Regions from separate parts of the Mus musculus genome. Here region 1 is linked to region 2. The links are chromatin loops, found by intact Hi-C in ENCODE. Cell type or tissue: gastrocnemius. All regions are shown on one strand. Links, peaks and the distances in the headings refer to the core of each region. The heading gives the core; the rest is flanking DNA.

Region 1 (5,379 bases), core at 324-5,323, 300 kb before region 2:
AAAGCTACTAAAAAGCCTGGCCAAGATCTGAACCCAGGCAGTCCGACTTAAGAGTCTGCATCATGAATGTCAAAATTATCCACCTGGGTAACATATGAGACCCACCTCTGAGCTGGACAGGGTTCTGTATTTCTTGTGCCTTGGTGACAGGCGCAGTAGAGAAATTTCGGGTTGTATTCCCGGAGCTCATGAGCCTTTAGTTCCAAAGCTGAACAATTTTTCCATTACTAATGTTCAAACTTCACACAATCCTCTCCCTGGTAGTTATGCATATAAAATCATCCACAACGGGACTAGAGAGCTTCGCAGGGGCTGAGACACTGATTGCCCTTTACAGAGGACCCAGCATCTTGTCTTGGCTTGTCTATAACTCTGACTTCAGGGGATTCAATACCCTCTTTTGCTCTCCACAGGAGCCAGGCATGCGCATGATGCATATACATACATTCAGGCAAAATATTTAATCACATAAAGTAATAAAATAAAAATTTTAATTGACTATAATGTTCTTGCTTGTTACATATTATCTCAGGTCTGACTGAGGAAGGTCCACTCTGTGGGGACCTTCCAGCTCTTGGATATACTGTCCCTCCACCCACTGGCCAGTGGTGGTGTCCTGCTCCTTAATAGTGATGGAAAGATCTTTGAAACTTCTTTCCTTGAAACAGCAATGCCTCCATAAGCCCTTGCCAGGAAGGGGCTTCTCAGAGGCCATGCCTCTCCATCCCATCTGAGGTCTCTGCTATGCAAAAAGTCCTCTGTGGTATTTACATTCACAGAATGTAAAGAGCATGCTAGGGCAAAGAGCGTCCTGGAACACAAAAGCAAATCAATAGAGTCAAGGCTTAAAAAAAAGGCATCTTTGGGGTTTTTGTCATTTTTGAAACAGGGTTGAATGCACGTGCACGTATGTGTGTTGTGTGCTATGGCACACACAGCTATGGCTATGGTGTTGTGGAGGTCAGAGGACAGGGAGTCGGTTCTTTCCTGCCACCTTAGAAGATCCTGAGGTTGAACTCAGGTCGTTAGACCTGTGCATGAGGCCTCTACCAGGTAAGCCATCTCCCTGGTTCCCCACCTCCATTTCTCCTCCTCCTCCTCCTCTTCCATATCTTCAACAGATTTATTTTTAAAGGAATGGTCTAAGGGCAAAAAAGGGCTCAGAGTATGGACAAGAAATAACTACAAATGTAAATAAGCTGTTTTATGAATTCTTTTTTAACCACAGACACGTACAGAGAATGATGCCCCATACAAAACACAACGGATTCAAACAAGGTGTTCTCTTAGCAAGGCTAAAGATTCAGTCTCTGGTACTTGGAATTTAGGATGCAGTCCCCGTTTTTGGATGGATCTCTGGGTATTTGGCACAGTCCATGCTTTTAACCAGATTTGAACAGAAGAATGGCCACCTGACCCAGGTAGAAGTGGATGAAGTGTTCGGTTTCATGCAGTGCCAGGTGGGGTTGTGCTTTTTGTCAAACTCCTCCTTGGTATGGGCCGAAATATCCTTTTCGGTGTTGTACTTCTCAAATGCCTAAGTAGCACACTCCGCCGAGTCCTGTTGCATCTCTTCTAACATACCTGCATTTTTGATCACTGCCTTCCGGTCATGCATGGTTACATTTTACTATTGATCTGGGTCTTAGGACCCCGTCCTCATGGCTCCAGTTCCTCCATCCTGCCGCTGATCTCCACGTCCATTTTCTTAGTGGCATACAATCACCCTCTAAACTATTCACATTTCAATTCCATTGTGGAGCATCTGCCATTTTTCAAGGACATTTTTTTTTCCTGTTATTAACCTAAGCTTACAGAATGATTACAAGCAGACGTCTGGACAATGGACCCACCTGCATTTTTAAATAATGTGGCCTCTAGTTCTTTTTGAGACACAGCTCTACTAAAGCTTCCATGCTGTGATTCGGAGTCTCACCTTCTGCTTCTGTCCAGGAGGGGAAAGCACAGAGGATCTTGAGAGAGAAGCTCTTAGCTGTCTGGTCAGGCCTGGCAGTGCCTTGGAAGGCTTAGTCCTGAGGTGGGAGCCCCTCCTCTCCCTTAGCTTACTGCCCGTGGCCAAGTGTTGAAAGGCATTGTGTTCTCTCAAAATAAAGATTCAATTGTGGTTTAGGAATGAATGCCTCAAGAACTGCTGTAATGGGAGGGCCATCAATCCCAAAAGGCCTGGCTTGCCCTGAGTCACATGACTTAGAAGCTTCACTAGTGGTCAAAGACAAAGCCCTAGGGAATCCTTTGCTAATATAAAATTTTATTTATTAGCCGGGCATGGTGGCGCACGCCTTTAATCCCAGCACTCGGGAGGCAGAGGCAGGCGGATTTCTGAGTTCGAGGCCAGCCTGGTCTACAAAGTGAGCTCCAGGACAGCCAGGGCTATACAGAGAAACCCTGTCTCGAAAAACCAAAAAAAAAAAAAAAAAAAAAAAAAAAATTTATTTATTTATTTATTTATTTATTTATTTATTTATTTATTTATTTATGTGTGCATGGCTGCAGGTGTGGGATCCCCTGCAGCTAGTGTTACAGGTGGTTAGGAGCTCTTCATCAACAGGGCCAGAATGCAACCACAGTCTTCTCTAAGAGCAGCAAGCACTAATTCACTGGGCCATCTGTCTCTCCAGCTCCAAAGGGACTCCAGTTATGTGGACGTTGTCACAGTCTCACAAAAGATCAGAAATCCCATTCAAAGGGGAGGCCGCTATGAGACAGTAAGATTGGGGTCTTGGACTGAGGGGACCTTGACACTGCTATTTATCCTCAGGTCTCTGAGCCCCAGGGTCTAATGAATAAATGTTTGAACTTGTTGAGTTGTATGAGTTCACACAGTAAAGGCTTGAGGGGGCCCGATCCTTTGAGGTTCTCTGAGAGTGGTGGAAGGTCAGTCTACTGATTCAGCTACTTACTCAAGACGGCCATGAGACTAAGGATACTGGTATACCTACAGGGAGAGGAGCTTACTTGGCATGCCTGAGGCTCTGGGCTCAAACCCTCCTAATACCCACAGACACATGACATCAGCTTTCTCCCTTTCTCTGTATATTTGTTTCCATTTATTTTACCTTTTTTATTGAAGTAACTGGAAAATAGTCTGCACCCTTCAGGCACTGTGAGAAAAAAATCTAGAGAAATAAAAATTATGACTATTTTGACTGCTTTGTTGGATTGGACAAGGGAGATTGGATAAAAACTCCAGCTGAGATTTCCTCTAGGTTAAAGGCCTGTTGACAATTAAATAACAAAAGGGGGGCTGGAGAGATGGCTCAGCGGGTTAAGACCACTGACTGCTTTTCCAGAGGGTCAATTCCCAGCAACCATACGGTGGGTCACAACCATCTGTAATGGGATCTGATGCCCTCTTCTGATGTGTCTGAAGACAGTGACAGTGGAGTCACATACATAAATTAAATAAATAAAATAAATATTTTCTTTCTTCTTAAAAATATTTATTTATTTATTTCTTGTATATGAGTGCACTGTAGCTATACAGATGGTTGTGGGCCTTCATGTGGTTGTTGGGAATTAAATTTTAGGACTTCTGCTTGCTGGCCAACCCCACGCGCTCTGGTCAGCCCCCACTCACTCCGGCCCAAAGATGTATTTATTATTATAGATAAGTACACTGTTGCTGTCTTCAGACACACCAGAAGAGAGTGTACGTTCTCATTACCAGTGGTTGTGAGCCACCCTGTGCTTGCAGGGATTTGAACTCAGGACTTTCAGAAGAATAGTCAGTGCTCTTAACCACTGAGCCATCTTTCCAGTCCAAAAAGATCTTTTTTTGGGTGTGTGCTTTGGAGAGCTAACTTTCAATATGTGTTGGTGTTTCGCCTGCATATATATCTGTGCACCACATACATGTCGGGCCTGTGGAGGTCAGAAGAGGATGTTGGATTCCCTGGTACTGAGTTACAGTTGCTAACTGCCGTGTCGGTGATGGGAACCAAACCTGGATCCTCTGCAAGAGCAGCACGCGGCCTTAACCACTGGGCCATCTCTCCAGCCCTTTATTCCCACTCCTTTGTTTGTTCCAAAGGAAGGAGAGAGAGAGAGAGAGAGAGAGAGAGAGAGAGAGAGAGAGACATTAGCTTATTTTTATTCTAGTGTAAGGGTATTTTGTTGTCATGTATGTCCCTGTGTGGTATGCATGCAAATGTCTATAGAGTTCAAGAGGCTGTCAGAACCTCAGACAGGTGTGAGCTGCCATGTGAACCGTGATCATCTAGAAGAGAGACCATTTATTTTCGCCACCAACCCCCTAACTAATGGTAAAAAACACATAATGTAAAATTTACCATTGTGGCCATTTTAAGAGGACCATTCTGTGCCAATAATACTATCCATTTCTAGAACTTTCCCATTATTCCAACTTGAAACTCTGTACTCAGAAATAAAATCCCCTTCTCTCCTCCCACCAGCCTGTCAGCCTGTGGTAACATCTGTTTTACCTCCTTCTATCACACTTTTGGTTCTAGACATGTTACACAGTAGAATGTCTGGGCATGACAGCACACCCCTGGAATCTGGAATCTTAACACTCAGGAGGTACAGGCAAGAGAATCAAGAATTCAATGGCATCGTCTTCAGCTACAGAGAGTTCAAGGCCAGCTTGGGCTGGATAAGAGCACCCACACACATCCCACACACACACACAGACACACAGAGAGAGAGGGGGAGGGAGAGAGAGAGGGAGAGAGAGAGAGAGAGAGAGACAGAGGGAGAGAATTATATAATATTTGTTCCCTTGGGTCTATTTCATGTCACACAGGGTGTTTTTAATTTTGTAGTAAGTGTCAGAATTCCATTCCTTTGTTTTGTTTTCTCCTGATTTTGAGACAGGTTCTCTCTGCATAGCTCTGGTTGTCTTGGAATTCATTATGTATACCCCCTAGCCTCAAATTTATAGATCTGCTCCCTAGCGCTGGGATTAAAGGTGTGCCCTCGTACCCAGGTCCGTTTCATTTTAAGATCAAATAGATCATCACGTGTAACTGACACTTTTTATCTGTGAGCACTTAGATGAAGGACTCTTGGGAGGGGGACACAAACCACAAAGCAGAAATTCTGAATTAGAAAAGGCATCAACAAACCAGCTTTAATGCAGCTTAGATTGCTCAGGACTGCTTACAGCAGGTCTGGGCAGGCTGGGGACCCAGAGAACCACCAGATAAGACAGAAGGGGTCTGGTAAGAATTAGGGCAAGTTGGATCACAGCACTTTCCAGGTGCAATTTAGATAAATGGTGGTCCGTGCCAGATGTGGGACAAAGTAGGATATTTCAGCCGCTACAAAGTGCTCATTTTGAGTGCAGAGAAGATGGGATACTATGGGCCCTGAACTCAAAGAATGCATGGCATAGGAAAG
Region 2 (5,379 bases), core at 116-5,115:
TGAGTAGAAGTCATCTGTGCTTAAATTTGTCCATCCTCTGAGTCTAGAGTGATGCCTGGCATGTAGTGTATACTCAATGAATGCCTACTGAGCACGCCTGTGACTGTGTCTCATGAATTGATGCCGGATGTGTAGGAAAGCAGAGTGACTGCAACATGGAGTGCTCCCACTGACTGCAAAACGCAGTGCTCCCACTGGCTGCAATGCTGAGTGCTCCCACTGGCTGCAACACTGAGTGTTCCTACTGGGCTGCAATGTTGAGTGCGCCCACTGGCTGCAATGCTGAGTGCTCCTACTGGCTGCAACACGGAGTGCTCCCACTGGCTGCCTGTCTGTTTCCACTACTGTGTCCTAGGCCCTATAGTCCGTTTGCCCTAGGACCCTTCCCCTTTTAAATCATCTCACCTTTTTTGGTTTGTCTATAATTCTACTAAACTGTAAACTTGACAAAAATTACTTAAGGGTGAGTTGTAACCTTTAAGAACAAAGAGAATAGGAGATCATGTAGGTGGACATGTACAGGAGAGGCCAACCTGTTTTCATTATGCTTTACTTTCTGAATGACAGACAGTAGACATAACAGAACCATATGACTTAGTAGAACAGAGAGAGGAGATAAGGTGCCTGCCAATCAGTTAGCTTTGCATAGCCCCCTGACAGGCTTAGGAAGTAGAAGCACCAGGCAGCATATACTGTGTCTATGTATATGTGTGCACATGCATATATGTGGATATGTGTATACGTGGAGGTAAGGCAGGTGGATGGGTTAAAAGTCTGTAGAGACCCTTAAACCTGCCCTCTATCTTGTCCATCCTGCTCTGGAAAGTTGAAATTCAATGCAGGTCTACATACAGAAGTAGGAAAGTGGCCACCACTGTGTTCCTCCAGCCCCCAGAGCACTGGCAGCCAAACAGAAACATTTGGATAGATCTGACAATAGAAACATTTGGATAGATTTGACCATTGTTTACTGAAGAAGCCAGAGGACTTAGAGACACTTGAATACTGACATTGAGAGTCTCTCCACCAAAGCACATCACGATGACACCTGACAGACAACAGTCCTGCTCCTTGTACCAACATCTGGTGTACCTCATGCATGCACACGTATCCTCAGCTTCAGAGAAGCCTAACAGAGGCTAAAACAGGTAGATACATATGAGCAGGACACACTACAGTGTGGTTCTTGACCCGATGTTTCAAGAGGCTGATAGGAAGAATTAAAACCCCATCCTGGAGCATGGCACTAGGAAATATTTTACAAAAGGCCACCCTGAAGCCCTCTGAGGGCAGAGGAGGAGGAGTCAGGTGAGACACAACAGTAACAGTCCTTGGCAACAGCAGATTTCAAAAGCTACAGTGAAACAAAGAGAATGGCAAACTCCTCCAAAATTCCAAGGAGGAATCCTGCTCCTGACCAGAATAGAGCTTTCTACAGGCATCTTCAAAGCGGCAGTCTCACATGTCCTATGTCCTTCAGCCACAAGTGTTCAATAAAAACATTTTTTGTTTGTTTTTTGACACGGGGTTTCTTTCTGTGTATCCCTGGCTGCCCCCGAACTCACTCTGTAGACCAGGCTGGCCTCAAACTCAGAAATCCACCTGCCTCTGCCTCCCTAGTGCTGGAATTAAAGGCATGTGACACCACTCCCTGATTTATTCTCTATCTTTAAAAAATGTATTATTTTTCTATGCACCCACTGTCTGTTCTTTATCTCTGCCCCTCCCCAGGCTTCAGAGAACAGAGAGTTGATGTTGAATTTAGTAGAGTGTTAAGGGTAGTGGCAGCTACTCTTCATTTCTTTCCCACTTCTTTGCCTCTGGAGAGCCCACACAAGTTATCAACAGAGATATGCCCAGGAGGGCTAAGCAGGTCTTTACCCATGGAGGCGACAATCCCACCAAGAGAGAGGCCATCCCAGTAAGTCTTGAGTTTGACCAAGGCTGTCTACACCATGACTCTAATTGTGCCCATGGGAGGCAATTTCCTGCATCATCAGAAAGAGAACTCCAGCTGACCTTCGGAGGAGGCAGCAGACATGGCTGGGGGAAACATGAGATTAAAGAGAAGGACAAAAGCTGTGAGTTTCTCTGAATGCCTCCAGGCAGCCCTGCAAAAGGTCTGCTGTCATAGGACACTAGAGAGCTGAACATCGGAGGAAAGCAGGCCAAAGACCGGAAGTGATTGTTTTCACGGTGCAGACTACGATCAAGCCTCAGATGTTCAGCTGTGGCTCACAAGATGACCCTTTCTGATCACCCCATCTCCCCTCCTGCTCCATTCTGCATGTACAGTCACACACCCTCTAGATACCCTTGGCTACTGCTCCCTAGTCTCTGTGCCTATAAAGTGCAGCTCCACCTTCCCCTCCTGTCCTTACTATTTGGACCGACTTGGCAGGCACTGTTGGCCACTAGAGAGCAGCAACGGCTAGGAGTTAGAAAAGGAAACCACCAACTTGCTTAGCAGATGGCAGGCTCTCAAGAGAGTCCTCCTGCCCAGCTGAAGTACACTTCTAGTTCAGGCAGAAACCACAAGGAAGCCATTGTGCATCACAGCTGGTGGGTACCAGGTGTTTACTGTTTCTTGGGAAGGAATTCCTCATTAGGAAATGAGCAACCAGAGACCAGAGCAAGTTGTGGGGTCTGATTGTAACCTTAGCAAGTGTGATCCAGGATTCCTGGTTCTTGCCTGTATGCCCGTCCAAAACACTGTGCACCAAGGTGGTGGTTGTTGTTGTTGCTGCTGCTGCTTTTGTTCCTCTTCCTCCCCCCCTCCTCCCCCTCCTCCTCCTCTTCTTCTCCTCCTTTTTCTCCTATTCCTTCTCCTCCTCCTTCTCCCATTTTCCTCTTCCTCTTCTTCCTTCTCTTCCTCCTCCTCTTCTTCTTCCTTCTTCCTGCATGTCCCCTTATGGCTTATCCTGGGTTAACCACCTGCCCACCCAGATCTCAAAATACATTTGGACAAACTAGTTGAGATAGTTATAACCGATCTGGCAGTGCTGTAAATGACTAAAACTCTTTCTTCCGTCTGTTGGCCAGCCCCATGCTAACCTTAGTCCTCACTGTCAACCAAAGCCTTTCTGCAGGCACTTCTTTCTGGGCTACTGTGTCTACTCGTCTCAGACCATCCGGCCACGTACGTGCGGCCCCTAGGCCTGGACTTCTGGATCTCCCCATACGCCCAACTTGTTTGGCTTTTGCCTCTCCAAATATGTTCTCTACTGGGTTTCTGGATGATGCCTGGGCTATGTCCTGGTCATTTCTTCCCCTGGACTTAATGATGGTCAATATTCCAACTGAGATAGTTCTCTATTCCTCTTTGCTCCTGGAGCTCATGGTTCCTATATCATATGTCTTACATTCTTTGTTGGACATCCTGAACTACTTCTGGAACTTCCTCAGACTGTAACTTTTAAAGACATTTTAGGTGATTTGTGCATGTATGCATACTATAAAATTATTTTCTGGCTTAGCTATTGAAGTATTTTTACGGTAGATTTTTGTTTTTGTTTTGTTTAAGACAGGGTCTCTCTCTATAGCCCTAGACTTTGGCTGTCCTGAAACTCACTATGTAGACCAAACCTCGAACTCACAGAGATCCACTTGTTTCTGCTTCCCAAGAGCTGGGATTAAAGGTGTGCACCATTATGTCGAGTTTTATAGTAGATTATTAACTTTATCAATTTCCCCTCTTCTATGGTACTGTTTTAACAATGGAGTATCTTATAGTTCCATGGTTTATTATCATTAAAAAGAACTGTAGCTGTGTGTGTGTGTGTATGCATGCCTGTGTGTGCATACATGTCTTTATGCACATCATTTACTAAGAGCTAAGCGGTTCTTACTGTTTCCTTACAATTTTTGTCACTTTGAGCTTTTCTTGCCATAAAATAAGTCAGCGTTTCTATCCCACATGCGATGTATCTGTCAGTTGTGATGGCTATGGGAATTGGTCAGGCTAAGAACCTTCAAGACAACATGGTGATTGAGAATCTGGGTTGGAGCTCAGCAGCTCTGGATCTGACTCAAGTTCTATTACAGATTGGCTGTATCATCTGCGAAATGTTAGAGGTGTGGACATGGTTTCTCTCCAGGATTCAGTCCCACACTGAATATGCCACACTTGAATATGAAGGCCAAATTAATAGGGGGATGTTTGTTAAAGGAGGGAGCAGCTGGAGGTACCTGAATGGCAAGGCTGGTTGAGCCTCTGAGGCTGCATGTGATGTCCCCTCCAGGCCAGCCTGTACCTGGTCCTGCTAAATAGCCCAGTGGTGTTGAGCAGTCAGGGCTGAGAACATAGGATTTTGCCTCCTTTCCTTCTGACAACCATGGCTGGCAGTGACCATGATGGTGATGGTGGTGAGGTATTACAGAAGAAAAGTAAGATGTAGCTCCCAGCAGAACACTCAAGCTAGACTTAAGACTTAGCAACTATGGCAATGGGAAAAGTCAAGAGTATATACACCCTTCAAGAACCAGGGATGGGGATTTTATTCACTTTTAAATATGAGCCAATTATATCAAACAGGGATTGAGAACAGACAGGTCATTTCAGGGAGGGAAGAGAAATTTTGATTTAAACATATTTAAAATTTTATTATTCATTTCTTCCTGTGCTGCTTCCTCTGGATTTTGGAGTACAGTGGCTAGAGTGGACCAGCTTGGCTTGAAACATGTTCTGGACGGAAAGAGAAGTCAGGGATGGAGGATTTGGTGATGGAAATCCCAGGCTCTGGGAACCCCAGGCTGCAGCTGAGAGTTCCCTGCGGTAGTTCTCAGGAGGAGAACAGATTCTCTTATATCTTTGGGGAAAACCAGAACCTGTGGGAATGGCGGGAGGGAGAGTTTGGAACTGCACCTTTGGGGATGCTCTGGGCCTCCTTTCAGCATCTGGGAGGCAGAGGAAACTTAGTCAGGAATGGCCAGGGGCGACAGCTTTGGAATATCTCCTATCTCATCAGTGAGGAAAGGAGTGTCCAGATGGAGCCCAGAACTGGCAAATAAGAGAGAGCACGTCTACCGTGGGTGCCACTGTGGTAGAGCCTTGCAGAGAGGCTGGGCTTCAGGTTTTCAAAGGGGGCTCCCTCAGGGTGAGAGGAGGGGCATGTGGCACTAGGCCTTGGTTGGACCCCAGACCTGTCTTAATGGCACAGATGAGCAGGGACTAATGACACAGATGTGATAAAGATGGAGCCATCTCTGAAGCAGGTGCAGCTCTGCCTTCTCTCTCAGCCTCTGGAGGGAACTCAAGCCAGGGCACGCTGCTCTTTTTGGCAAAGGGTGGGAGACAGAGGTTCTCATCCATTGGGCCTTTACAACATTGTAGCATCTGTGTGGAGACCTGACACTTGTGCATAGCTATGGATCATAGCT

Evidence for each region. Hi-C counts contacts between places; a loop is a spot of excess contacts. Peaks named below come from ENCODE experiments on the same cell type or tissue, not always from the same donor. Only the 100,000 strongest peaks of a DNase experiment are listed, where the experiment ranks them.
Region 1: a loop joins it to region 2, with 28 times the contacts of the local background. A loop is called at or near these places in 32 of 42 quality-filtered maps.

What each region holds. Positions count from the first base shown.
Region 1 is chr16:33,822,663-33,828,041 of GRCm38, forward strand. It overlaps the pseudogene Gm34967. Among named protein-coding and RNA genes, the nearest start is that of Itgb5, 4.3 kb to the right of the region's middle. In gastrocnemius, for the core only: no CTCF peak of the experiment used is centred there; no DNase peak of the experiment used is centred there.
Region 2 is chr16:34,123,320-34,128,698 of GRCm38, forward strand. All of the region lies in intron 33 of Kalrn (kalirin, RhoGEF kinase), which reads right to left. All of the region lies in intron 1 of Gm41448 (a long non-coding RNA gene), which reads left to right. Among named protein-coding and RNA genes, the nearest start is that of Gm41448, 5.9 kb to the left of the region's middle. In gastrocnemius, for the core only: a CTCF peak has its summit at 2,399 (motif pointing right); a DNase peak (open chromatin) is centred at 2,430; H3K4me3 peaks cover 292 bases; H3K27ac peaks cover 600 bases.